5 separate regions of the Mus musculus genome follow, and all the other regions are linked to region 4. The links are chromatin loops, found by intact Hi-C in ENCODE. Cell type or tissue: left cerebral cortex. All regions are shown on one strand.

Region 1 (5,000 bases), 1.8 Mb before region 4:
CCTTTTTCCAATGTCCTTAAGTAGGTCTCCAGCAGAAGGTGTAGCCCGGATTAAAGGTGTGTGCCACCATGCCTTTAATCCCAGATGACCTTGAACTCAGAGGTCCCCTTGTCTTAATCTTCTGGAATTCATGGCCACTCTGCCTCAAGATCTCCATGCCAGGATCCAGGTCAGAAACTTGTATCTCTCAGCCTCCAGATGAGGATCACAGGTGAGCCTTCCAATTCTGGATTGTAGTTCATTCCAGATATAGCCAAGTTGACAACCAGGATAGCCACTACCCTGGATTGGTGGCACATGCCTTTACTTCCAGTGCTAAGGAACAGTTTCTTAGCACAGAAGAGGTAGTGCATTTACCCAGGGATCTGAGATGGTTTTTTTTTTTTTGTTGTTGTTGTTGTTTTTTTTTTTCCTCTGAGGAAAACCAAGAGTCACCTTTTCTGTCCTTGGTGATAGTTTTTGTTTGTTTTGTTTGTTTGTTTGTTTGTTTTTTGACACGCCTGATTAAGCAGATTGTGAAGTCCTCTTTCTCTGAGGATTTGAGTGGATGCTTCCTCTTTGGCCATCCCTGGATGCTGCATGCCTTCAAGGCACCCAATATAAGGGGAAAGGACCAAGACCTTTTCATGTGCCAAAAGTGTCCAGTCTTGGGTTAGCCTTGAAATCCTGTGTGAAGGAAGTAAGGATACTCCTTGCAAAAGCAATGATGGGCATTGATGACAATAAGCAGGCACTGTTGACTGGGTCCCACGGTGCTGGCCAGGGTCTGATTGCTTGCCTTGCAAGTCTATTTCTCCTGGTTGTCCTATGAAGTTCTTGATCTATGCCGAGTACTCCTGCCCCCAGTTTTACCGGTGGAAAGTGAAGGGTTGGTAAGCTCTAGTGCTATGAGTACTATTCTCAGGCAGAACCCATTTCTCCGGACTCTTAGGACAGACCTAATGCCTACTGTGCTCCCAGGATTGACACTGCAGACACAGACATGGTGGCACTAGGGTGCTGGGCCATACAGTACACAGTCCAAGCTCCTGTGGCTCTAAAACGGTTGTGACCCTGGTGCTTGGGATTCTTGACATTTAGCCTGGACATGGGAAGGGTCCCAAGCCTGCTTCATTGATAATAGTTTATCTCATATCATTTGGCAGCTTCCATGGTATAAATATTTTCATCATGGCCATTTTCAAGCTATTTACCAGCCAGTAGAGAAAGCAAGTGGAGAGGAGAGAAAGGGATAGTCAGCAGCCGTGTATGTAACAAAGAACTTCCTGTTTCTAGCCAGTTGTTGGGCCCAAGACTCTAGCAATTAAGCTTTTGATCCTCCTGAATTCTATAGAGCCTGGACCGTGCAAACCAGAGGCTGTTTCCAGGTAGGTTCTCCATTACCTCAGCATGGGTGGGAGAGGAGGTGTTTTTCCTTCTTGCTTTGCTATCCTCAGAGTCAGAACAAAGACTAGGCCCCCCAAAAGCCAGGGCCTCTAATCTCTCAGAAAAAAAAAAAAAACAAAAAACTTTGAGAGGAGAGGAAGGTCGCTGATCTGCCATAGAGAGCTGGCAAGCTGGGTGTCCGGAGGCCAGGGCCAGGGATTCCGTGAGTGAGGCGGAGAGCAGAGCCTGGCAGGCTGGGAGGAAACGTCTGGCGGAAAGTCTCCTGGACCCTCTATCCTGTCTCTGTCACTCCTACGTAGATTAATGCGATCCAGGATGCCCTTGGTTCTGACCGGCTATACTTGGGGCTACCCCAAAATAGACAGGACGCCTGGTGCCTCTTGTCACAGTCTTAGCTATTGTCTTTATGAGCTCAGTGAGTTCAGAGGTCACACCCTAACACTTCCCCTGTGGGCTAATCACCATCAAGATGGATGGACACTTGCGTGGGCAGCCTGGAGCTGTCTGGCACATCCCAAACTCTGGGCACTTCAGGACCTGCAAGAAGTGTGTGTGTGTGTGTGTGTGTGTGTGTGTGTGTGTGTGTGTGTGTGTGTGTGTTGGGGGGCATTGTAGAGGTTGTCAAAAGACAACCTTTCTTGGTTGAAGCTGGAATAGGGGCATCGGGCTGGTGCCATGGTGGGGATAGTGTATGTCCAGAGATAGCCACTAGGGGGCAGGCCATGACAGCAGGTGGGCCAGGTTAACTGCTGCCTCAGCTCAAAATATCTGTGGGAGGACTTATAACCTAGTGGAGAGTGTTTTGGGGCATCTCCAGGATTGGTAAACTCTGGAGAGATCCAAGGTCCAGGTCTGAATAGGAGGCGAGGACAGAGGAGGTGGGAGCCTAGTGTAGATATCTTTATCACCTTAAGGCTGTGGTGAAGGTAAATTGCTTGACCATGAGTTCGGGATGGACACGAGTTTCCCCGATGAGGAAGGTGTGGGCTAGGTAGAATACCAGGGATAGGGAGGGCAGGCTGGGGAGCGCCAACAGCCCAGGATCATAAGCCAGAGGCAGGCATCCCGGCTTGAAGGTAGAGGAGCTCCTGGAGGGCCCTGCTTTATTTAAAAATCCCATAGGGCCTGCCTGGCCTGGTTTCTTTCCTGTTATCCCAGCAAGACTGAGCTTTCCCCAGTGTCTCAAATTAAAAAAAAAATCCTTGTCCTTTCTGCTCTGAGCTCTGCAATATTTGGCCTTGGTTGATCCTGGCAACTTGTGAGGCTTCTGAGCCTGCTGACTGTCCAGGATGGAATTTTCCACGGAGGTTTTGTAGAGCGATGCTGAGGGCCAAAGAAACTTGGGCTCTACACTGAGATGAGACTGGGAACTCACCCATGACTACAGGCCCCAGCGGGCCTTATTGTCTTCCTTCCATCCATCCATCCATCCATCCATCCATCCATCCAGGTTTTTTCTCCTTCCCCCACCTATCCTCTTAACAAACCAGCCACCCTTCTATCAAGCCATGCATGTGCCCTGATATCTATCCCACTATTCTCATGCATCCATCACTAATATAATCTATTAAGATGTATTATGGAGGCTTGCTGTATGCCAAGGTCGCTTTTTGATGCTGAGAATACAGCAGTGAGCATGAGAAAAAGTCTCAGCCCCTACATCCAAATGACAGTGTCTCAGCATCAAGAAGTCACTTGATGACACAGGGAAGGGGGGAAAGAACTGGCTGTGCTATTCCTGGGGTAACAGATTCCCTTCATCCTTTGCCTTGATCTATCCACATCCTCGTGGAGCCACCCCGCAACCCCCATGCAGATGTCTGCTCACAATGTCTGTGTCTTCCTGGATAGCAACAGATCTTCGAAATCACTGATGTACACACACCTCCACAATACGGACCTACAACTCTCTAAATTCCTGTGTGCACTCGTGTCAATTCACACCAAGCACATGCTCTAATACATGAGTCCTGGAGGCACTTATGCACACTCGTAATCCATGTACACGGCCAGGAATACACAGACACACTCACATGTTCACAGTCATTCAAGCACACTGATCTCTGTGCATAACTGCATATAAATATGTACACCCAGGTTAGGTGCAGGTAGGATTGCTATGTCTCCAGGGCATATGGACCCATATAGCCACACTCAGGTCACGTGTACACACTCCATGTACATGCCCTTGACACCACCACCACCACCACCCCCGCCAACCAAAGCCCTCACACCCTCTCAGAGCCCCATCCCGTCCTGGAAAATTATCCATACCTCTGACAGGAGAATGGGTTACAAATGCGGCCATGGAGCTGTTTTGACACTTTTGATGAATAACATTCAATACTATTAATTAGAACAATTGCTTTTCATTTAACTAAATCACGGGAATTGCTAAACTAAATTGAAACGGAATGTAATTTTGCCTCGCACTGCTTTAATATGGGCCTCTAAATGTCTTCTCCCTGAAGGATTAGTAACTTAATCACCCACCAGTGATAACTGCTTCCCAGGCTCAGCTGGGAGGTTTCCTGCTCAGGAAAAGACTGGCTGAGAACAGGCTAGGGGCCCTGCGGCAGCTCCTCCTGCCCCTGGCTTCCTCTCTCTGAATTATTCATCATCAGGATGTCACTTTCTCCCTCCTCTTGGTCCAGCCTGACCCTCAGAGACAATTTCCATCTTCAGTCATCCTGGTCCTGGATGTGTAATTCGTCCTGTGTCTGATGTCCTGAGAGCCTGACTGTGGGCTCGCATTCCATCTCTGCCCTCTCCAAGCCTAGTCGAGTCTCTCTATCCTTAGTACAGATCCTGGCATCCTGGGATCACTTAGCTCCTGGAGGAAGTACAGAGCCTGGTTTAGGATGCAGTGGCTCATTGACAGGGGCCAGAAAAATCTCCCTGAACTGCTTGGGAGAGTGGGGATTGGCTTAGCCTGGTGTGCTGTTCTAGGGTGACCAACTGTTTCAGACTGCATGGGAGGGCTTTCCAAGACAGTCTCTAGCAAATCAAAACTGGCTATGGGACTATCTGCTTCCAGCTAGGAACAATCCTTCATGTTTATCTGGCTGTATGCTAGCTACTGGGCATACATTATTTCATTTATATTTTGGAACAATTGCATAAGTCTATATCATGTTCACATACATAGTCATCCTGTAATAGAGAAAGCCAAGGCTTAATTTTTAAAAGCCTAACCTAGGCATGACAGCAGTAGTGATAATACGGGTCGCAGCAGCTGGACACCTCTAAGGGTTTGCTTGTGATGAGGCTAGCTTCTCCACCATGGCCATGGAGATATGGGACAGTTGTGTCATTTGAACTGTATCCTTGGCTGAGGCTCACACAGGTGAAGCACAGTGCCAGCGAGTACACACTGCCATTATGGACTCAAGAGGATCTCTCTCCAGCGTCGATTGCATTGACCTGCCTATCAGGCCTCCTGTGTTCTGTCCTCTGGATACATGGGAGTCCCAGGAGAGAGGCTTCCATAGGGCAAGGCTAAATGCAGATTGGAACTGTGAGCTGAAGGTGGCATCATTGTGTATGATTCTCACCTATGGGTGTCCAAACTATGCATGGCTATCCTTTCCCACAGACTCAGTAGGTCTGACTAT
Region 2 (5,000 bases), 290 kb before region 4:
TTGCCAAAATGCTGTGTGTGAGCAGTGTGTCTATTGTGTGTACGTGTGTATATGTGTGTGGTGTGCAGTTTGAATAGTGTGTGCGTGCTATGTGTATTCCTGTAGTCAAGTGTGTAGTGTGTGCATGTGTGTGCAGTGTGTGTGTGTGCACAGTGTGAATAGTGTATGTATGAATAGTGTGCATGTGTATGTAGTTTGCTATTAATTTGATGGTTTTATTCTAAAGCACCGATGACCAACTTGACCTCTTGGAGTACAGATAGTGACCCTAAATTCAGTAACAGAAGAGCCACGTTCACCCCTGTAACCCTGTAGTGAGCACATCTCTAGAACATAGTAGGTGCTCAGAAAATGATCATGAAATAAAAGAACTAAGAAGACCTTACAATGCATGGGAAATGTCTTACTATGTACACTTGACCTTTCGTTTCCTATCTTGTAACTTGTGACCACACAAAGACATTATCAAATCATCATTGTCTAGACACAGTAAACTCCTGCGCTTCCATGTCCCTGGGACAAAAACCAAGATGTCAGCAGGTCTGCATTCCTCTGCAGGGCTCCCAGGGACATCCATTTTGTCAGCATTTAGACGTGGTGACATAAAGCATGACTTGCACAGCAGAGGAAAAAAGAGAGAGTTTATCCTTGAGCCCAAAATGGCTGAACGTGGCCCAGGAACACGGGCTCGGGTTCTCCGCGCCCCCCCCCCAAAATGCATTCCAATGTGGCAATGTTCTCATGATATTTTTATAGTTACAGAACAAAAGGAGGCCCCACGTCAAGGCATTGCTCACATAGGTAGGTGGAGCCATTGGTTAGGTAAGCCATAGCAAAGCCAGGATCTCAGGTCTCAGATGCTACCTGGTGACACTTTTAACTTTGGGGATAATGGAAGCTAGCAATCTGCTAGGCTGATACATTCTGGAATAGTCTACCTCATAGTCAAAAGGATATTAGCATCTCAAGGGTATCGCTCTGTCATTGAAGTATTTTCTATACGGGTATGAAGACCTGTATCCAATCCCCAGGCGTTCTGTATAAGAGCTGTGTGCCATGGCATGCATGCACTTAGGATCACCACACTTGGAAAGCAGAGGCATACAGAGCCTCGGGGCTTGCTAGCCAGCCAGCTAGCATAAATGGCAAACTCTAGACCACTGAGAGAAGAGTCTGTACCAATACAAGGCAGGGACATTGAGATGGGTCAGTGAGTGTGAGTGTTTGTCACCAATCCTGGTGACCTGAGTTCAATCCTGAGAACACACATGGTAGAAGAAAGTAAAAATCTCCTACAGTTGTCTTCTGACTGCCACCTACTCACCCACCACTCTAGTAAGTAATTAATTAATTGCTCTGTTGATTGAATTTATTTATTTATGAAATATATATTTTATAAGATATGTTACATTTATATATTAAACATATATAAATACAATAATTTGATTTATTTAATTAATTGATTAATTTTTAAAAACAAACATAATGGGCTGGAGAGACGGCTGAGTGGTTAACAGCACTGACTGCTCTTCTGAAGGTCCTGAGTTCAAATCCCAGCAACCACATGGTGGCTTACAACCATTTGTAATGAGATCTGATGCCCTCTTCTGGTGTGTCTGAAGACAGCTACAAGTATACTCATATAAATAAAATAAATCTTTAAAAAAAAAAAAACATAAGCCGTGGACATCTCCTAAGTAACAACATATGACATTATCTCCTGGCCTCCACACACATGTACCTGCACACACATGAACACACATATGCACGCACATACATTCAGGAAAGGATTTTAGGTCAGACAGAGATGGGCACCTAGTAGCCATTGGGGTACTAAAAAGAACTCCCTGATAATTTTGGCTCCATTTCCACAGTGCCCGACTTCCCACCACCAGGAAGTTCTAATCACTCAGCCAGCCACACGAGCACAACTTCCTTCTAGAAAATTCAGTTTCCAGAAGCCACTTAGACTCTTTACTTGTGTTTCCCACCTCCAGCTTCCAACCCTTCGATGTTGTGTCTCTAACTGAAGCCAAGACAAGGTCTCTATTCACAGAGAGGGACCATTCTCTGTGATGCTCAGGTGATCAGATCAAAGCACCCCAGGAAGCCCGTGCAACCTCAAGGTCCATGTCTGCAGAGTCCCTTCTCCCAAGAGAAGGAGACCACGAGTCCTATGAACTAAGCCTGGGCCTCTTTATCCTGCCCAGCACAACCAGACCTGGAAACGGGAAGGTGAATCAACGCCACCTTACTCTCTGGCAACTAGTGAAGTCGAGTTCAGCATCGAGTCTCAGCATCTGAATCTCCTACCCCCTCCTATCCCTGCCGATGTAAATAGCCAGAGTCTCTAGAGCTGTAAGAAAATAAATACACATTATTTACGTTTCTAAAAAGAAAGGACATGGCTAGAGACGTGGTGGCACACACCTTTAATCCCTGCACTCAGGAGACAGAAGCAGATGGATCTCTGAGCTCGAGGCACGTCTGATCTACATAAGCAAGTTCCAGGACAGCCAGAACTATGTAGAGAGACCCTGCTCATTAAAACCAAAAACAAAGGTGTAAACGTCTAAACAATAGAGAAATTCTTTCTCTGCTATTATTATCATCATTATATTAACATAAGTTTGCCTTTGGGAATAGAAGGGTAAAGAATCCACTCCATTGGCTGAGGGGGGAACTGCAACCTCTCTGCTGTGTAATTAAACTTATGGCCAGCAGGTGGCGGTGCAGGCTCACACAGCAGGCCCTTCACAACCCAGGTTCATCCCTTTTTCTTGGGTAGTGGAGTCAGTAGTACCTTCCTCCTGTTCTCCAGAACCTGCGCTACGAAGAAATGCCCCAGAGGACCCAGCAAACACCAGAGGTGGGAAACGCACTGTATGTAACTCTCTCCTGAGCCAAGTACAAGGAGCGAAGGTTAAACCTGTGGGGCCTGAATGGGGGACCAGAGCTGGAAGCCTGGCCAACCCAACACAGAAACAATTAACTCTCCGACATTTATGAACTCGTCTTGCCTATGGCTCAATAAGCAGCTTGCCATTAGACAGACTGATCTGAGACTGGGTGCAGTAGTGAGTGCCTGTAATTTTAGAATCCTAGAAACAGGACCTCCTGTCTTAGTCAGGGTTTCTATTCCTGCACAAACATCATGACCAAGAAGCAAGTTGGGGAGGAAAGGGTTTATTCGGCTTACATTTCCATACTGCTGTTGATCACCAAAGGATGCAGGACTGGAACTCAAGCAGGTCAGGAAGCAGGAGCTGATGCAGAGGCCATGGAGGGATGTTCTTTACTGGCTTGCTTCTCCTGGCTTGCTCAGCCTGCTCTCTTATAGAACCCAAGACTACCAGCCCAAAGATGGTCCCACCCACAAGGGGCCTTTCCCCCTTGATCACTAACTGAGAAAATGCCTTACAGCTGGACCTCGAGGAGGCATCTCCCCAACTGAAGCTCCTTTCTCTGTGATAACTCCAGCCTGTGTCAAGTTGACACCCCAAACCAGCCAGTACACCTCCCATTTCGAAACAGGAGTTCAAGGTCAACTCCAAATAGATAGGAAAATGCTGTCTGTCATAGCCTCCTCCAGCCTTGCAAATAAATGCACTACACCTTACTGGGGAAATCATAGCTATGCCCACAGAGCTTATTAATCTCTCCAAATCCCACATAAAAATGAGTGGGATCAGAGCAATCAGAAAGTAGGAGAAAGGTCCAATATAAGGAGAGGCCGAAAATTAAGCCAAGAACACCCCACTGCTACCCCACCCACCCCACGCCCCTCGAAAGGTCACTATCTTTTTTTATGCCTCCTTAAAACTGCACAAGAAAGTGGGTGCTCTTCCAGTTAAGAACGTCAACCTTTTGTGATTCCTTCAGTTCAGGAAAAGCACTTTCACAAAAGGCAAACTGTAGGAAAGTTTTGAGGCCAAATCTCATAGGAAGTTAAATCAAGCAAAACAAAACAAAACAAAACAAACAAAGAAAACCAAAAAATAAAAACAAAAACAAACAAATGAGGAATAAAACAGCATTCCCACCAACAGGAAAACCACACCAGAGAGACACTCTCAGAACAGAATGGAACCTGTTGCCTATTTCAAAATGACATTCGAAGCCGGGCGTGGTGGCACACGCCTTTAATCCCAGGAGGCAGAGGCAGGCGGATTTCTGAGTTTGAGGCCAGCCTAGTCTACAAAGTGAGTGCCAGGACAGCCAGGGCTACACAGAGAAACCCTGTCTCGAAAAACCAAAATAAATAAATAAATAAATAAATAAATAAAATAAAAATTTCCAAATCTTCAGGGGAAAAGGGAAAAATCTTTCTGTGTCTTGGCAGAATAAATAAATAAATAAATAACTGACATGAGAAAATAAATTCAAATATTATTTAGCAAGGCTTTATGTCAAGAGAAAATGAAGTAACATTTTAAAAAGAGTCAGTAATGGAGGATATGCTAATAATTCTTTGCCCAGCAACACTAACTTGAAAATATAACAGGTGCAGGCAAGTTCTTGCTATGATTTGAATGTTAAGCACTCTTTGAAGGCCCATGTGTTAAGGCTTGCTTCCCAGGCAGAGTTCCTGGGGGGGGTGCGGGGGGGGGCCTTTAAGAGGCAAGAACTCTTGGAAGCCTTTACGTCCCAGGAACTATGTTCCTGGACAGGATTCTGGGGGATTCTGTGAGTGGCTTAGCACCACTACAGACTCCCGCCGTGACATGCTGTCTGACATAAACCCAAAGCAACAAGGCCAATGGCTTCTCTTTATACGTCAGTTTCTTCCATATTTACCACAGTTGCAAAAAGCTGACTTAACACCAATCACAGACTGAAAGAAGAAGATGCTCATGAGTCTGTCCTAATAACCTCCTAGGAAAAAAAGGACCAAGCTAACAACAGAAGGTCCGATATTCTTTATTTGATTTTTTTTTTCTATATCACACAGAGAAAGATAAAAACGGCACCAGTTATTCTCGAGCAACTTCTTTGCACTG
Region 3 (5,000 bases), 160 kb before region 4:
CCTACAGACATAAGACACAGCTCCTCTTACTTAATGATTGGCCAGCTAGCCAATGGCCACCAGGATTACCTCTCACCCAGTGGGCTCTCTTGTGGAACACAGACACTCAGCTTCCCACTTATTACATAGCCTGACTTCAAGTCACGGGGCTCTGAAACCTTGATTAGAAGATAATTAGGATCATGAGTTGTGCAAGCCAACCTCAAGTCCAGTTTCCGCCTACATCAGAGGCCTGTCACTAGGTGGCAGTCAGTCTATCTCAACTCCCCAGTCCCTCAGGACAAAGTTCCTCAGTGGTATACAGAATTCGGACGTTCTTGAGACCACCCTCAAGGGAAATAGCGCATCTGTCACTATTTGCCTGGCAAAGCGAAGGTGGCCCAGGTGGGTGGGTTGTCCAAACCCATACATCACAAATTCTAGTCTCAGGAATCCCAGGGGAGCTTTCCTGCAAGGGGATGTTGTGTGGGACTTCTCACCTCTGAAATGCAGATGCTGTCCAGAGCTGCAGGGTAGCTGTCCAACTAACTGTCTGCTCATCATTGGCCAGACGGCAGGATCAAGGGATGCCCTCGGGTTTACCCGTGCTGTTCAGAGAACGGCTTTTGGAAGATTGATTTTAAGTTATTTAACAGTCACAGACAGGTGTCATGTCTGGAGAATAGAGGCAAAGTCCGCGGTGAGGGATGAAGCAGGAGAGATAGGGGAAGGCAAGACAGGACTGCTGGGCCACGAAGCTGTGCTGATTTGAAGCACAGTGGGAATTCACGTACGCAATTTCAAAGGCTTTAGTGGTAAATTCTGAAGCTCAGATGCAGGCAAGACCCAAGAGGATAGTGTACACAGAGAGAAGAGGGGTCCTCAGGATCGTGCGTAGAGTGGAGAGAGCCCCAAAGGCAGGAGGGAAGAGCCTCAGTGGATTACTTAGGGATGAGGGAGAGAAGAAAAAAGGTTCTTGCAAGGTGTGGGGTCTTCCAAATTCAGGAGTTCACTGCCATATAGAGAAGGTGTAGCGGGTGAAAGGGGCCATGTGATGAGGATGGCAAGCAAGGCTGTGGCGCAGATGACGAGATGCCTGGGTCGGGAGGTCAGGGGAGACCCAGGATTGGGGTCACCTGTGTCTGCGCAGAGGGGAAGCCACCCTGCAACTGGCCCAGCACTGAGTCCAGAGGAAAATGAGGCAGAGGACAAACCAGAGCTTCGGAGACTAAGTGCAGGTAGGGCGCGGGCGGAGCGTGAGGAGGGCAGCGGACCACGCGAGAGGCCTCGAAGGCCACCGGACCCGCGTCCGAGAGTCTGAGGGCCCTGCCCACACCTGCGTGGCCCCCTCCCCAGAGGCCACACTCCAAGGCCACCCTAGAACCCGTCTGTCTGCTCAAGCCCTTGCAAAAGACGTCTGCGCAGAGGGGGCGTGGCAGGCGTGCTGTCACTCACGGCCTGTTAGCCAATCCACGAGTGCGCCCCTCCCCGGAGAGGGTGCGCGGAGGGCCCGCCCCCGCCGCCACCGCGGGTGTGAGGAGGCCAGGCTGGCGCGGCTCCCTCCGCCCGGCAGCCTTGCCAGGTAACCGGGTTCGGCGGGAGGGCTGGGGGTCGCGCAGCCCCCTCGCTCCCTGGGAGGCGTGCACACTGCCGCGGCGGGTCCCGTGTGGGCCGGAGGCCCGTGCGCGCGTCGGACCGACGGGCCGCAGCCTGTGGGCGGGGTTGCGTGCGTGACGGGCGGCCGTGCCCCGCGTTGTGTCAGGCCTGCGCGGGGAAAGCTCGGCCGAACCGAGGTGTCCAGGTCCGCCCGCTGCGGCCTGCCCCGGGTTGCGGGGCGCAGGCGCGGCGGTGGGCGGGGGTCGTCCCCAGGAGCGTCTTTGTTCCCGGCGCGCTGAGGGCGGAGCCTCACCCCGCCCCGCCCCCGCGCTCAGTCCCCGCCCCGCGTCCGCCCGCAGGAGCTGCCACCGGGTCCCGCTCGCCTCCCCGGCCGCCGCCACCGCCTCCGCCTCCGCCGCTCCGGGCCCGCCGGCTTGCGTCGCCGAGGTCGCTGCAGCATGGCGGGCGTCGCGACCCCCTGCGCCAACGGCTGCGGGCCTGGCGCACCCTCCGAAGCCGAGGTGCTGCACCTCTGCCGCAGCCTCGAGGTGGGCACCGTCATGACTTTGTTCTACTCCAAGAAGTCGCAGCGGCCAGAACGGAAGACCTTCCAGGTCAAGTTGGAGACGCGCCAGATCACATGGAGCCGCGGCGCGGACAAAATCGAGGGGTCCAGTAAGTGCGCCCCACTCCGGCCTGCCTCGCGCCTGCCCGCCTCCCAAACACTTGGGCAAACTTTCGGGCCTCGCGCCTGGCGCCCCGTCTCCGCCCAGTCCCTGGTGGTCACTCTGGGGCGGGTGGAGGGGGGCATCCGGGTCTTGGATCACCTGATAGGACACCCCCTCCCCCAGTAGGGGGGGAGTGTTCCAGGCACTTTGCCCTGAGGCCTAAGAGTCCTCACTGGTTGGACAAGTGGAGTGGGATTCCGGCCCTTAGCATCGGGCGGCTGTCAGTGGCTGTGAGGGGAAGCCAAGACAGGGACCCCCTCATCCAACCTGAGAACCTGGGGAACCGACAAGATCTTCCTGCCCACTGCCATTTCTCCAGAGTGTGCTGTCTGTGAAAACTCCTAAGAGCTCCGGGATGGGCTTATTGGCGCAAGAACCTTTGGAATCCTCATGTAGAACTTAGGCAGATGTTGGGGTAGGGCTGGTTGTGGAGCAGAGCGGGCCTACTCATCTCCCTCTTCTTTGGGAGGATGGGGTATGAAAGCTAAAACCGTGACTGCTTCCCCCTCCCCATGTCCCGTGGATGGTTTTTTTTTTTTTTTTTTTTTTTGCCCCAGATCTGAATTTTGGAGGTCCATGGTGCTAGGCAGCCATCCAAAGCTAGAGCCAGGGCTCCTTTGCCCTTGCAGCATATAACAAGGAGCTTGCATTCAGAAAGGTTCCCTGGCCTTGGGTTTTGAGGTCCAGCCCTTTGTGTTGGATGTTCTCGTGACCACAGGGTAGCCCAGAGTTGCTCCTCTGGTTTCCTGTCGTAGCCTTCCCAGACCTGAGTGTGGTGGGTTTACACACAAGTCTCTGGTGGGAGAAGTAAGTCAGGAGTTTTGAGAAACCTCGGCTCTTTCTGATAGTCATTTTCCTCGGTGTGAGGCAGGATGAGGAGTCTTTGCAACTCCAGGCTTTGAGATGTTTCTTACAAGAACCCCCAAAGAGTCTATGGTTGAAGGGACCTAGCCTAAGAGCCAGGTCTGTGTTAGAGAAGGGGGGGTGGTGTCAGGAAGTAACAACGGAGAGAAGGTCCCACAGATCTTCCTGGGGATGGTGTACATGTGTGTCGATGGGTGAGGAGATGAGGAGGAAGGAAGGTTTCTGTGGTAAGACAGCCATCCTCAACTACAAACTTCAGGTCTGACAGAATTGGCCCTTAACCATCACCAGTGCCCATCAGCCCTGGCCTCCGCTGGAAGAACATTTCAGTGATTTTCAGTGTTGGGGGATGGAACTGCAGACAGTTCCGGTAGTCCTGAGACATCACTCAGACATCAGGTTGCAGGCATGGCATTTTACGTTTGTAGTATTTCCTGTGTTTAAGTGGTGGCATTAGTTCCCCGGTAGCTAGCTCTTGGTAACAGCTGCACTGTAAACCGTGTGTGTAGCCCAGTAGTGGAAGATAGCTATGGTATTTGAAGCCAGTGTGTTAGCTGTACGTCACCCAGCCAGGTGCTTTCCCTCTCGGAGCCTCGGTTCCTCTGTAAGTTAGAAGAAGTATATTTACTATAAATGGTCACTTTTGGAAGTGAGATAGTTGGTGTAAAGTAAGCAAACTAAATATGTAATAGATGCGAGCAGAGACGTTACAGAAGTTTAAGAACCAGTTATTAGTAGCAGTAGCTATGGTAGATGCTTGTCCTCCTAGACCCTGGGATGGGGCTTCTGAGGGAGGTCTAATGTGGCTGTTAGAAAAAGAAAGGGCTCTGAGGGAGGAGGGCCGAGAGAGGGTCCCGTTCTCCTTAATTCATTACCCAGGAAAAAAGAGGAAACTCTTGTTTTGCCGTACATCGTTTACCCTTCTGTTCACCTGTCATGTAAGATGAGTTTCTATGTTTGGAATTTTGTACATTGGATGTCATTGTGAGTTGGGGCCTGGACAGAAAGAAGGGACTTAGAGACAGAACCATCCAGTCCGTTTTGTCTCACTTGGGTCTTTGAGGATGGGTGGCAGGAATACAGAGGACGTCACCTTTCCAGACCCACAAAAGTCACCCAGAGATATGCATGTTTTCATTGGGCCCGACCCTGTGATTTTTGGGGTCCAGAATGAAGGCTGCAGACTAGCCTGTGTGGACTTCATACCTTGTAAATGGAGCCCACCACCGAAGCCCTGCCCCACTTCTGCTGGAATGCACCTCACTGCCTTTGTGGGTTCCCAAACCTGCAGCCTCCTGCAGATTGTGAAAAGGATTGAGTTGCCAGCTGGGTCCCCTACTGTCTGGTCTCTTGTTCAGATGCCTCAGGTATTTGACTTTTTGCTGATAACCTTATCCCTACCTGAAGCCAGGCCAGAGAGAAAGACTGCCGCTGTCTGCCCTCAGGGTGCTCACGGAACAGAAGGACAGGCTGACTGCCATTTCCTAAATCTTGAGTTCTCTCACTGTGACACTTGTGAAACTAGTTAGCACCTTCTGATGTCTAAGGCAGCGGTCTACTTGAGAAGTGCTTTGGTGCTGTTTGGTTGTGTGACTGAAGTCAGGCTGGTGTCTGGCATTTATGTTGCAGAATTTAGTGAGTTAAAAGCAGCCATAGACTTCCTGCCCAGTGCTAAACAGACTTTTCACTCTGACTGCAGGCTAGTCCTCAGAGGACTCTGCTCCCAGGTTGTGTTGGTGGTAGGCCTTGGTCTCCTGTTTTCTGTAGCCTTTGTTGCCCCTTGTGAAGAGAAACCTCCATGTTTAGGTGGTATTTACAGGCAGAGACCTCCAT
Region 4 (5,000 bases):
CTAAACACAAAGTTCAGTAAACACCGGGGAATGCCTAATGTGCACCTCATGCTCTGCTCAGCATTTATTTAGCTCAGTAAAACTACATGGGGTTTTGAAATCTCAGTGCCATGGTCAGCCTTTGTCAAGGGCATGAGGATTTAAATATACACCCAAGACTGAGGACAACTGGTTATCAGATCTTCACAATATAATCCTGCAAGGTAAATTTTATCACTATTTTGCAAGTGATATTAAGAATAAAACAATAGCCGGGCAGTGGTGGTGCATGCCTTTAATTCCAGCACTTGGGAGGCAGAGGTAGGAGGATTTCTGAGTTCAAGGCCAGTCTGGTCTACAGAGTGAGTTCCAGGACAGCCAGGGCTACAGAGAAACCCTATCTTGAAAAACCAAAAAACCAAACCAAACCAAACCAAAAAACAAACCAAAAACAAACAAACAAACAAAACAATAGATTAGGCTCGGCATGGCCGGACACACCTTTAATCCAGCACTCCGGAGGGGGGCTGAGGCAGGCAGAGTCCTTTGCATTGAGGCCAGCCTGTTCTATATAAGCTATATAGTGAAGCCCCATCTTTCTTTCTTCCTTCCTTCCTTTCTTCCTTCCTTTCGACAAGACCTTTTTAAGACCTAGTTGTCCTGAACATACTATGAAGATCAGGCTGGCCTCGAACTCACAAAGATCCACCTACCTCTGCCTCCTGAGAGCTGGGGTTAAAGACTGTGAGATCCCAATTTTAAACAAGGAAAAGCTTGACTCTGACATCAGACGCCTCAGTCTGTGGCCTCTCCTACCTTCTTACCTCCCTTCTTTGAGAATTCCCGTTTCCAGGATTTTACCATCACAGGTAAACCTTATATATATAATGGCGCCACAGGCAAGCTTGTGGCAGGCCACAACCCCCAGGGTGGGCTTTCAATTGCTCTGCCTCCAGCAGGGCTCCTCTGAGATAGCAACTACAGGAAGAACAACAAAAGGCAGTCATTTCTAAACAAGCTCTGTCACCTTGTTGTCACATTATGACAACAGCTTCTCCCTCCTCACAGCCCAGTCCTGTCTGTAGCTTGATTTTCCCAGTTCTCCACTCCCATCCCTCTAGGTCTGCCTTCTTATGACTTTATCCTAAAATAAATACATTTTACTTAGAGCAGAGGTTCTCAGGCCATGGGTGGAGACCCCTAGGGGTGGTATAAATGACCTTTTCATAGGGGTCTCATATCAGATATCTTGCATATTTGATATTTACATAATGACTCTTAACAGTAGCAAAATTACAGTTATGAAGTAGCAACAAAAATAATTTTTATGATTGGAGGTCACCACAGCATGAGGAACTGAATCAGGTCACAGCATTAGGAAGTTTGAGAACCACTGATTTGGAGTGTATACAGCGTGTACGATGGCTTCACAGCCTGCCCGAGATACCTTGTAAGTGTGGATTACGGTTATTCAACTCAGAAGCAAGCACCTTTACTGGCTGAACCATTTTTGTTTGTGTGTCTGTCTGTTAGTTTTGTTTTTTCCAGACAGGGTTTTTATGGGTCTCCCTGGCTGTCCCAGAACTACCTCTGAAGGACATCTTACCTTGAAACTCTGGCATCTGCCTGCCCCTGCCTCCCAGTGTTGGTATAAAGGTGTGCGCCACCGTGCTGGGTTGAATGAGCCATCTTTTAGGCAAAGCCTGACCGTGTGTGCTTTTTCGAACAAACGCCTTCAGCGTCTCATGTTTTCCAGCACATCTTGTTTGCAGGGATCATCCATACAGGTAGTCGGAGAGGTCTCTGAGTCAGGGATTCAAAGTCATTCCTGGCTGGCCCCTTGGGTTTATTGCCTACAAATCTGCTCACTTGTCTTGCTCTTGAGAGTGTTGGGTGGTGAGAAAGTGTGATTGGGTGAGAAGACTGGTCACCATCTGCCCTCTGCTGGCCCGTGGTAGTATTAAGCGCACTGCCCACTCGCTAAAGTGTCTGATAGATGACTGAGCAGGTTTGCAATAGCACTGAGCGTATGAAGGTGGTCCGTTCTTAAAGGCGTTCAAGCTCGGTTGAAGCTGGGTGGTGTAACGGTGGTAGATCTCTTTGCGTGTACCACCGAGTTTTGATGTCAGTATGCAAAAACAAACAAGACTGACATTAACTGAGCAAATAAGACATTCCAACTGTGAGCATATAGGTAGTTAGACCTCGGCTAGAAAGGGGGTGTGGAGGATCAAGAAACGCTGTTCCCGGGATGGGAAATACAAGCGCCAAGCCCTCGACAAAGATATTCGTGTTCTCCGTCAAATCTTACAAGTAGCTTTCCTCTGGTATCCGTGGGAGATTCGCTCAAGGTCACAGAGGCAGGTAGTAAGGAACAGGACGTAGGTAGACGCGGTTCTAAAGTCCGTACGTCTTTCGTGCTCCTGTCGTGACAGCTGGTGTGGCCACGGGTGTGGCTGGGAACGAGTCAGAGCCCCGAAGTCTGTTGCTCCCCATAGGAAAAAGGGCGCCCTGGAGTGGGACCACGGGACGGGGGCGGGGTCTTCTCGAAGTGAAGGGTGGAGCCTGGACTGACCGGGAACAGTGAGAGCCGCACCTGGTTGGTGGAAGGAGTGGAGACCGGATCTCACCGGGTCTCAGAGAAAGCGGAAGTGCCGGGACCTGGACCCTTACCTGTGGAACCTCTGCGTACAGGTAGAGGCGGCGTTTCTGGGTCTCAGTGGTCCTCGGGAGGGAAGTTTCAACGTAGAAACCTAGCCCATAGGAAAACAAAATATGTTTTTCTTCCACTCTGTTCTATCTCATTTTCACGTCAAGGGACAGAGACCACAGGGAGCTAGGGAAAGAGTAGGGGAAGGCTGGCTTCACTTCCTGCCCCTTCCCCTGCGAGCTCCCTGGATAGCCAGGACTAGGAAGCTAGAGAGGAATGCCAGAACCTTTTAGAGAGGCTTCCCAAGACTGGCGGCGTGTCCTTGGTAATAAGAGTCCTCAGTTGCAAAGAGTGTCCCTGGCCCTTGTCTGGCCTGTCTTGCCTGTCAATGAGGGGAACTGAAGCGGCAGTTTCCCAATGCTGGGGAATTGTAACTTAGCGGTAGACCGCTTCCCTGGTATAAGGGCCCCTCCTTATACCCCTACTCTCTTTGGTGGCAGTTGGAAAGTCATCCCCACTCCATAACTCCCCCATCTCAATATCTGGGGTCCCAAGAGTCCAGAGGACCTTGGTTTGGCTTCCCTGTGGTAGAGACAAGCTAGCCCTAGAACTTTGAGGATATATCTAGCCTGGCTTGAACAAGGTACTCCACAAAGCCTGGAGTTCACCTTTCTATTTTGTAAATAGTGAGGTTCCCACTGGTCATGGTGTTGGGTGGCAGCCTACTGTGTCTAAACTGTTAACTGCAAGTAGAGACTGGCCTACTGCACAGCCCACAGCCTGAGTGAGTGTGGAAAAGTCACGATGCTGGTGTCTCTGCTAGATGTCACACACAGGCATAACACCTACTGTACAACAGGGCTGTATCCAAATTATCTCAGCGGGTACTCATCCCTGCCTGATACTATCTCCACTTAAAGAAGCTGGAACGAAGGCTCAGATAAATAGGGACTGGAGAGATGGCTCAGAGTTAAGAGCACTGGTTGCTCTTCTAGAGAACCCGGGTTCAATTCCCAGCAACCACATGGCAGCTCACATCTGTAATTCCAGTTCTGGGGTCTGACACCCTCACATAGACATAGATGCAGGCAAAGCACCAATGCACAGAAAAAAAATTAAAACAAAAATACTTAAAAAGAAAACCTCAGATAAATGAAGCATTTTGCCCTGGGAAGGGGCAAAGTATAGATTAGAACTCAGCCACTGTGGTGTTCTTACCCACAGTGCTTTGCTGCCATCAATAATCTGAGTCTCTAGTACTTAGCCTAAACAGTAGGACAGTCATGGAAGAAAAAAGTCAAAAAGGTTTCCTTAGGGGTGTTTGTGGGGTAGGGGTAGGATTTTACTTAGAGGTACCCGAAGCCCAAGAGAGTGGGAGTCTAGGTGAGATGAGTCTGACTTAAGGCCTATATTACAAGGGAAACTGAGAACCCGTGAATGAACCCGAATAATTCTGGTGACATCATCCCATGTAGCCACCTCTGCCATCCAGCTCCTTTTGCTTGGGTTAGTGACACTCCACTGGGGATGGTTTTTCTCCCAAGGAGACATTTGATTTTGTTTGCAGTGCTGTGGATTGAGCCTAGGGCCTTGCATAGGAAAGACAGGTCCTTTCCCATTGGGCTACACTCCTAGCACTCCTAGGAGGCATTTAACATCTAGAGACAATTTGGCTGACACAGCCTTGGATGGGAGCTGGGAGCCTACTGGTATCAAATGGTCTTACAACACACACACACACACACACACACACACACACACACACACACACACACACATTGCTCTGGTTCCAAACAGCAGTTGAGATGTCATGCTAGAGCAAACCAAGCCTGCCACCACCCTTTTTTCACAGTTCTTTCACTCCCAGCAGGTCTGAGGCTGCTTTGGTTCCATCCCTACCCTGGGCCGCCCATGCTTACTCCTTTGTTCCTGGAAACCCCTGGGTCTTCTCTGCTTTTCCTAGACTCACTGATCTAGAGGTTTGCTCAACAGATAGGTGTCTGTCCTATCAGTCTGTCTCAGTCTGTAGTCATTGAGCTTGATGTTAGAGCAGAATGAAGCTTCCTGCCAAGGAGCCAATAGGTGTCTTTCAGACAAAATTATTATTGGATTTGAGTGACAATACAGAACCATAGAGTTTAATGCCACCCCATTTTGACTTAGCCTCCTGCTGGCTAGGCCAAGACTTTTATTATCAGATGCCTAGATCATGAATGGCCACAGGGCACTGTGGGTAAGGGTACCAGACTGCCTGGGTGCTAATGTCCACTCTGACAGTAACTGAGATGTAACTCTGGGCAAGTCACTTCACCTGTCTGAGTCTTCTTGAAGTGCACCATTTATTGACACAGACAGAGGAAGAACCAACCAG
Region 5 (5,000 bases), 100 kb before region 4:
GAGACTCCACAGGCTGAGGCTCTGTGCTGGCACCCGGCAGCACCACGGTCTTAACGGGGATCATGCATGGGGTGGTGGACTTCCTTTTGCTGGCCATGGCGACAACCACTTCAGGTAACCAGTAGGCAAGAAAGCCTTGTAGTACAAATTCCAGCTACTCCATGAGGCCCTGGGAAGTGCTTCTAAGGTCAGTTTTGTCAGTTATTTGCAGAAAGCCACTTTTCCTTAAGCCTGGAGAAAAAGAGAAAAAAAGTATGATGAAGATCTTACAGTCTCTGAATCTATCTGTTTTTCAGGCCCCTTATCACATACTGCTCACTTTATATCTTGTGAGTGTTCACAAGGAGCTGGTGTGCTTCTTAGCTATGAATTGTAAGGCAGGAACACCTTGGTAGTTGTCCTGAGAATGAGCTTGGATGCTCTGTACCATTTGATATGTTTAAATTGTACACTTTTTTCTTTGTTCATCTCCCTATATCTTTGCATTAAGTAACTCAGCTTATAGTAAGGAAAGGAGGAGGGAAGGAGAACCATTCTTTTTGAGTCTAAAAATTAATTCTGACCAGTTTAGACTGAGAACAAAAGACCCAGTGTAATTCCTGTTTAAACATTTGGGCCAACAAGGGTTTTTCTTTTCATAGTCTTCCCACATACAAGAACATGACAATGCCTCTGTCTCCTTCAAACTGGGCCCAGAGACCAAGTCAAGTTTCAGTATGGATGCAGGCAGGGTGTAAGAGCCAAGCCTGTCTTTCCTGCTTGTTGTCCTACCACCTGTATTCCCAACAATGGGAAAGCTGTAGTTCCTCCCTGTGCCTACGACACTGTCACCTAGGCAAGCCAAGGATCAGAGGGTGCTCACACATCCAGTGAAAGACTCCAAGAGGAGCCCCTCGCTCAGGCCTCGGGATAATAGTGAACACCCAAAAACTCACGAGAGACCAAACTTGATGCAAACCACATGAGGCTTTATTTGGGGAAAGTCAGAGCTCTGGGGACAACTCATATCCCACACAGGGGTAGAGGAGTTGACCACGAGGGGAAAGGGGTCCCAGTTTTTATAGGCCCTCAGGGGGGAAAGGATAAGGGGAAAGTAGGGGATTTCCAGATCTAAACAATGTCTATTCTCAAGAAATGGGTACGGGAGGGGTACAAGGAAAGAGGCTGGTGCAGGTGTAGCAACTCCAGAAGCAAGGAGGAGGACAGGATATGCCCATCATAGAAGGTCTCATTCTGATTAAGTCCATTTTCCCTGTAGGCTACATTTACCCTGAATATCTATATCTATATCTATATATATATAATACTACAGCACACACAGCCCTTTTATTTTCACATCTCCTTATGCATGGTTCAGAGTTTTGACAGTTATTCCAGTGGATTTGGTGGGTGGTGGTCATTCTTCCCATCTTTTTCTTTATTCTACTTTATGTCTTATTCTTTCTCCTCCTTTTTTTTTTTTTTTTTCTTTTGAGACAGGGTTTCTCTGTGTAACCGCCCTAACTGTCCTGGAACTCACTCTACAGACCAGGCTGGCCTCAACCTCACAGAGATCTGCCTGCGTGTGCCACCACGACGTGACTTGACTTTTCTTTTTTAAAAAGCATTAAAGGATATCTTAGTAAGGACTACTGTGATGAAACACCATGACCAAATGTAACTTGGAGAGGAAAGGGTTTACATGGCTCACACTTCCACATCGTAGTCCACCACTGAAGGAAGTCTGGGCAGGAACTCAAACAGGGCAGGAACCTGGAAACAGGAGTTAATACAGAGACCAGGGAGGAGGGGTGCTTACTACTGGCTTGCTCAAACTGCTTTTTCTTTTCTTCTTTTCTTTCCTTTCCTTTTCTTTCTCTCTCTCTCTCTCTCTCTCTCTCTCTCTCTCTCTCTCTGTTTTTTATTTTTAAGATTTATTTATTTCAGCACTAGGGAGGCAGAGACAGGAGGATTTCTGAGTTCAAGGCCAGCCTGGTCTACAGAGTGAGTTCCAGGACAGCCAAGGCTATACAGATAGTTGTGAGCCATCATGTGGTTGCTCCAGCCCAACTCGCTTCAGCCGAATATTTAAGTACTCTGTAGCTGTCTTTCAGACACACCAGAAGAGGGCGTCAGATCTCATTACAGATGGTTGTGAGCCACCATGTAGTTGCTGGATTTTGAACTCAGGATGTTTGGAAGAGCAGTCAGTGCTCTTAACCACCAAGCCATCTCTCCAACTCCTCAAACTGCTTTCTTATAGCACCCAGGATCACCAGAACAGCACAACCCGCAATAGGCTGGGCCCTCCCACATCAATTGCTAATTAAGAAAATGCCTTACAGGCTTGCCTACAGCCGACTCTTACAGTGGCACCTTATCAGTTGAGGCTCCCTCCTGTCTGCTGACTCCAGCTGTGTCAATCTGTCATAAAATCAACCAGCCTGAAGGGTATTTCAATGTTAGAATGATTCTTACTTTTTTCTCACTGTCAGATGAGGGGCAGTGGCCCAACAAGATGGCTTAGTAGGTAAGGGAGCTTGCTGCCAAGCCTGACATGCTCTATATTTAGTACCCACATCGTAGAAGAAGAAAACGAGTCCCACAAAGTGTCTCCTGACCTCCATTTGTACACTGTGGCATGTGTGCCCATGCACAGGAAAAAAATGATATAAAATAATAAAAAAAGAAGATAAGCTGTATTTTTCCTGTTACAGCTAATAGAGAACTGTCACAGTGGGATAGAATGAGTCAACAGCACGCTACAACGGAACAGCACACATAGGAAACCATCTTCCATCAGGAGTGTGTGTGGGCAAGACTGTGGTAATACAGCAGACCTGCTGGTTGGAGTAGTCAGAGTTCTGTTGAAAATAAAGAGCTTACACAAAGTTCAAATCTGTCTAACCCTATGTCTGCCAGTGGTAAAGAATGGCAGAGCCCAGAGCTGAGCTAGTTTAACCCACTGAGTGCGTATAGGTCTTAATACTTTCTGCATTTAAAACTAAAATTCAACCGAGAGCACAGGGCCTAAGCTCTCTGCTTTCACCCCTCAAACAATTCTTGTTTCTGTCAAATCACCAACAGAAATAGCCTGTTCCACTCAGATGTTATCACTTCTAAAGCGAATGCTACGTTATTCTTCAAGCTCAGAAGGGCAAGCATGTTATAAACACAGAGGCCCCAGAATCAGAGCTACTTAAAGACTCAGTCTAGCCAGCCTAGCCTCTGTATGAGGTTCCTTCAATGCACCACTACTTGGTGGTTAGAACAGTCATTGTCTGAGCATCTCCAGAGACAAGGAGCTCAATACTTAGCACCAATGGAAAGGGTCTTAGAATAGTATTATATAGTGAGCACACATACAAATACCTTTATGTAGGTTAGATTTGTTAAGTTTATGCCATCTCTGAACTCAAGAAGCTAATGGTTATTAGGACCATTAATACTGAGGCTCACTTTCCCAGACTCATTGGAATTAATTCCCTGTCTAACCAAGGTTAGGTGTAATCAATGAAATGTGAGAAAATGTGTTACTCCAGGGGGCACTTTCAGGAAAGTATCTGCTTTGTTTCAGCAGTTACTCTTGGGCCTGTTCACTGGCACTGTCTCAGACAGTGACTACTCACCCAGTCCTAAAAGAAGAGCTGGGAGTTGAGCACATAGCTCAATGGAAAAGCACTTGTTTAACGTGTACAAGGCCGTTTTCAATTCCCAGCCCTGGGACATCAGCTGGGACATGAAGAAGTGAGATGTCTTGTGTATATGGGGAAGTATATTCCAGGCAGAAATAGCATCTGGCAGTAGGTGTTGAAATGGTGGCAGAAGCAGAGAGAGGGCAGAAAGAGACCAGGTTAAAGAGCTGTGGGGGTGGGATAGTGCAGACAGACAATGATGTTAAAATTTCTCTGAGACAGGCAATCCAAAGGAGGACTTTAAATACAGGGCTAACAGGATCTGCCTTGTGTTTAGTTCAGCATGGCGTCACTGGCTGTACTAAGAACAAACTGGGAAAAGCCAGAGGCTACACAGGGGCATCTATGAGAATATGGAAGAAGTCCAGGCAGGAGACGACAGTGGCTGGCATCAGGCTGGGAGAAACTGAGGCAATGAGGGGTAGCTGGGTTCTGAAAACTCTTTTGAAAGTACAGGGTATGTGTTCTGTGTCCATGTGAATGGAGACAGACTTCAACTTGGTGAGTAGGATGATGGTATTACTATTAACCAAAACATATTTGGAACTAGTAAGCACCATGCAGAAAGCAAAAGGAGCTCTGAGCTGCTGATAGTGGAATCTGTTCTAGAGGAAACTAGATTGAGCTGGTTTTCTCCCAAGTGTTTTGGGGAGCAAATGGATCAGACTGCTAATGAGCAGAGAGGCTGTGAAATGCCAATGTCCCCAGTGAAAAAGACTCTAGTCTTTGCCAAAACCCACTCAAACCCACAGAAAAAATACAGGAAGTGGGGTGAGACTTAAGGGGTTGGGGTAGGGCTGGGAGCAAGGCTAGGGTAGCAGAAGAGGCAAGTGGCCAGCACTTGTTCCACGGAGGTGTGAGAAAGCTGCTTTCAAAGTAAATTTGTTACTGGGAAACAGACTTGAATCCTAAATTTTGTTTCAAATACAAAAGTAAATTACTTTATTAAATTTAAACTAAAAGATGTTAAAGCATTATAAATGGTTTGTTCTGGATGTGCTTTTACTTCTGAAATTACATTTGTTTTGTTTTAATTGAAAATTTCCAGTGTAAGCCACATAGTTTTCAAGTTAAATAGCTTGCAGGCTGGCATGCTTACAAGAATCTCTGAAGAACATTTATTTAGAAAATAAAAGCCCTCCCTGGCTCACCCTGCAAATCCAGCATCCCTCCTCATCCTACAGACTTAGTCTCATTGACAACTGTCTTCACTGACCTTATTACAAAGTCCACAAGATCAGACGTACAGCACTTCATTCTATCACTGTGAGGAATACAGAACTATCTGCTTTTCTTTTGCTTGCTTGGGAAAAACCAGTGACATCT

The links. Hi-C counts contacts between places; a loop is a spot of excess contacts. Peaks named below come from ENCODE experiments on the same cell type or tissue, not always from the same donor. Only the 100,000 strongest peaks of a DNase experiment are listed, where the experiment ranks them.
Region 1: it touches region 4 in a loop (2.7-fold over the local background); 2 of 42 quality-filtered maps call a loop at or near these places.
Region 2: a loop joins it to region 4, with 7 times the contacts of the local background. A loop is called at or near these places in 38 of 42 quality-filtered maps.
Region 3: it touches region 4 in a loop (7-fold over the local background); 19 of 42 quality-filtered maps call a loop at or near these places.
Region 5: it touches region 4 in a loop (2.1-fold over the local background); 8 of 42 quality-filtered maps call a loop at or near these places.

What each region holds. Positions count from the first base shown.
Region 1 is chr2:159,051,986-159,056,985 of GRCm38, forward strand. No RefSeq gene overlaps it. Among named protein-coding and RNA genes, the nearest start is that of Gm25090, 85 kb to the right of the region's middle. In left cerebral cortex, a CTCF peak has its summit at 2,108 (motif pointing right); a DNase peak (open chromatin) is centred at 2,105.
Region 2 is chr2:160,595,306-160,600,305 of GRCm38, forward strand. No RefSeq gene overlaps it. Among named protein-coding and RNA genes, the nearest start is that of Gm14221, 17 kb to the left of the region's middle. In left cerebral cortex, a CTCF peak has its summit at 2,701 (motif pointing right); a DNase peak (open chromatin) is centred at 2,736.
Region 3 is chr2:160,729,784-160,734,783 of GRCm38, forward strand. It overlaps Plcg1 (phospholipase C, gamma 1), which reads left to right and starts at 1,527. Exons shown (of 34, transcript NM_021280.3): 1 at 1,527-1,561; 2 at 1,935-2,250. The coding sequence starts at 2,034. It overlaps Gm52567 (a long non-coding RNA gene), which reads right to left and starts at 964. Exons shown (of 2, transcript XR_003954082.1): 1 at 1-964. In left cerebral cortex, CTCF peaks have their summits at 240 (motif pointing right) and 2,325; DNase peaks (open chromatin) are centred at 296, 700, 1,440, 1,709 and 4 more places; H3K4me3 peaks cover 3,624 bases; H3K27ac peaks cover 2,665 bases.
Region 4 is chr2:160,885,545-160,890,544 of GRCm38, forward strand. Lpin3 (lipin 3) reads left to right here and starts at 2,624. Exons shown (of 20, transcript NM_001199118.1): 1 at 2,624-2,673. In left cerebral cortex, a CTCF peak has its summit at 1,930 (motif pointing left); DNase peaks (open chromatin) are centred at 1,928 and 2,536; H3K4me3 peaks cover 691 bases.
Region 5 is chr2:160,782,149-160,787,148 of GRCm38, forward strand. Zhx3 (zinc fingers and homeoboxes 3) reads right to left here. Exons shown (of 4, transcript NM_177263.3): 3 at 1-231. The coding sequence starts at 97. Among named protein-coding and RNA genes, the nearest start is that of Plcg1, 53 kb to the left of the region's middle. In left cerebral cortex, no CTCF peak of the experiment used is centred here; DNase peaks (open chromatin) are centred at 2,900, 3,793, 3,965, 4,342 and 1 more place; H3K27ac peaks cover 2,910 bases.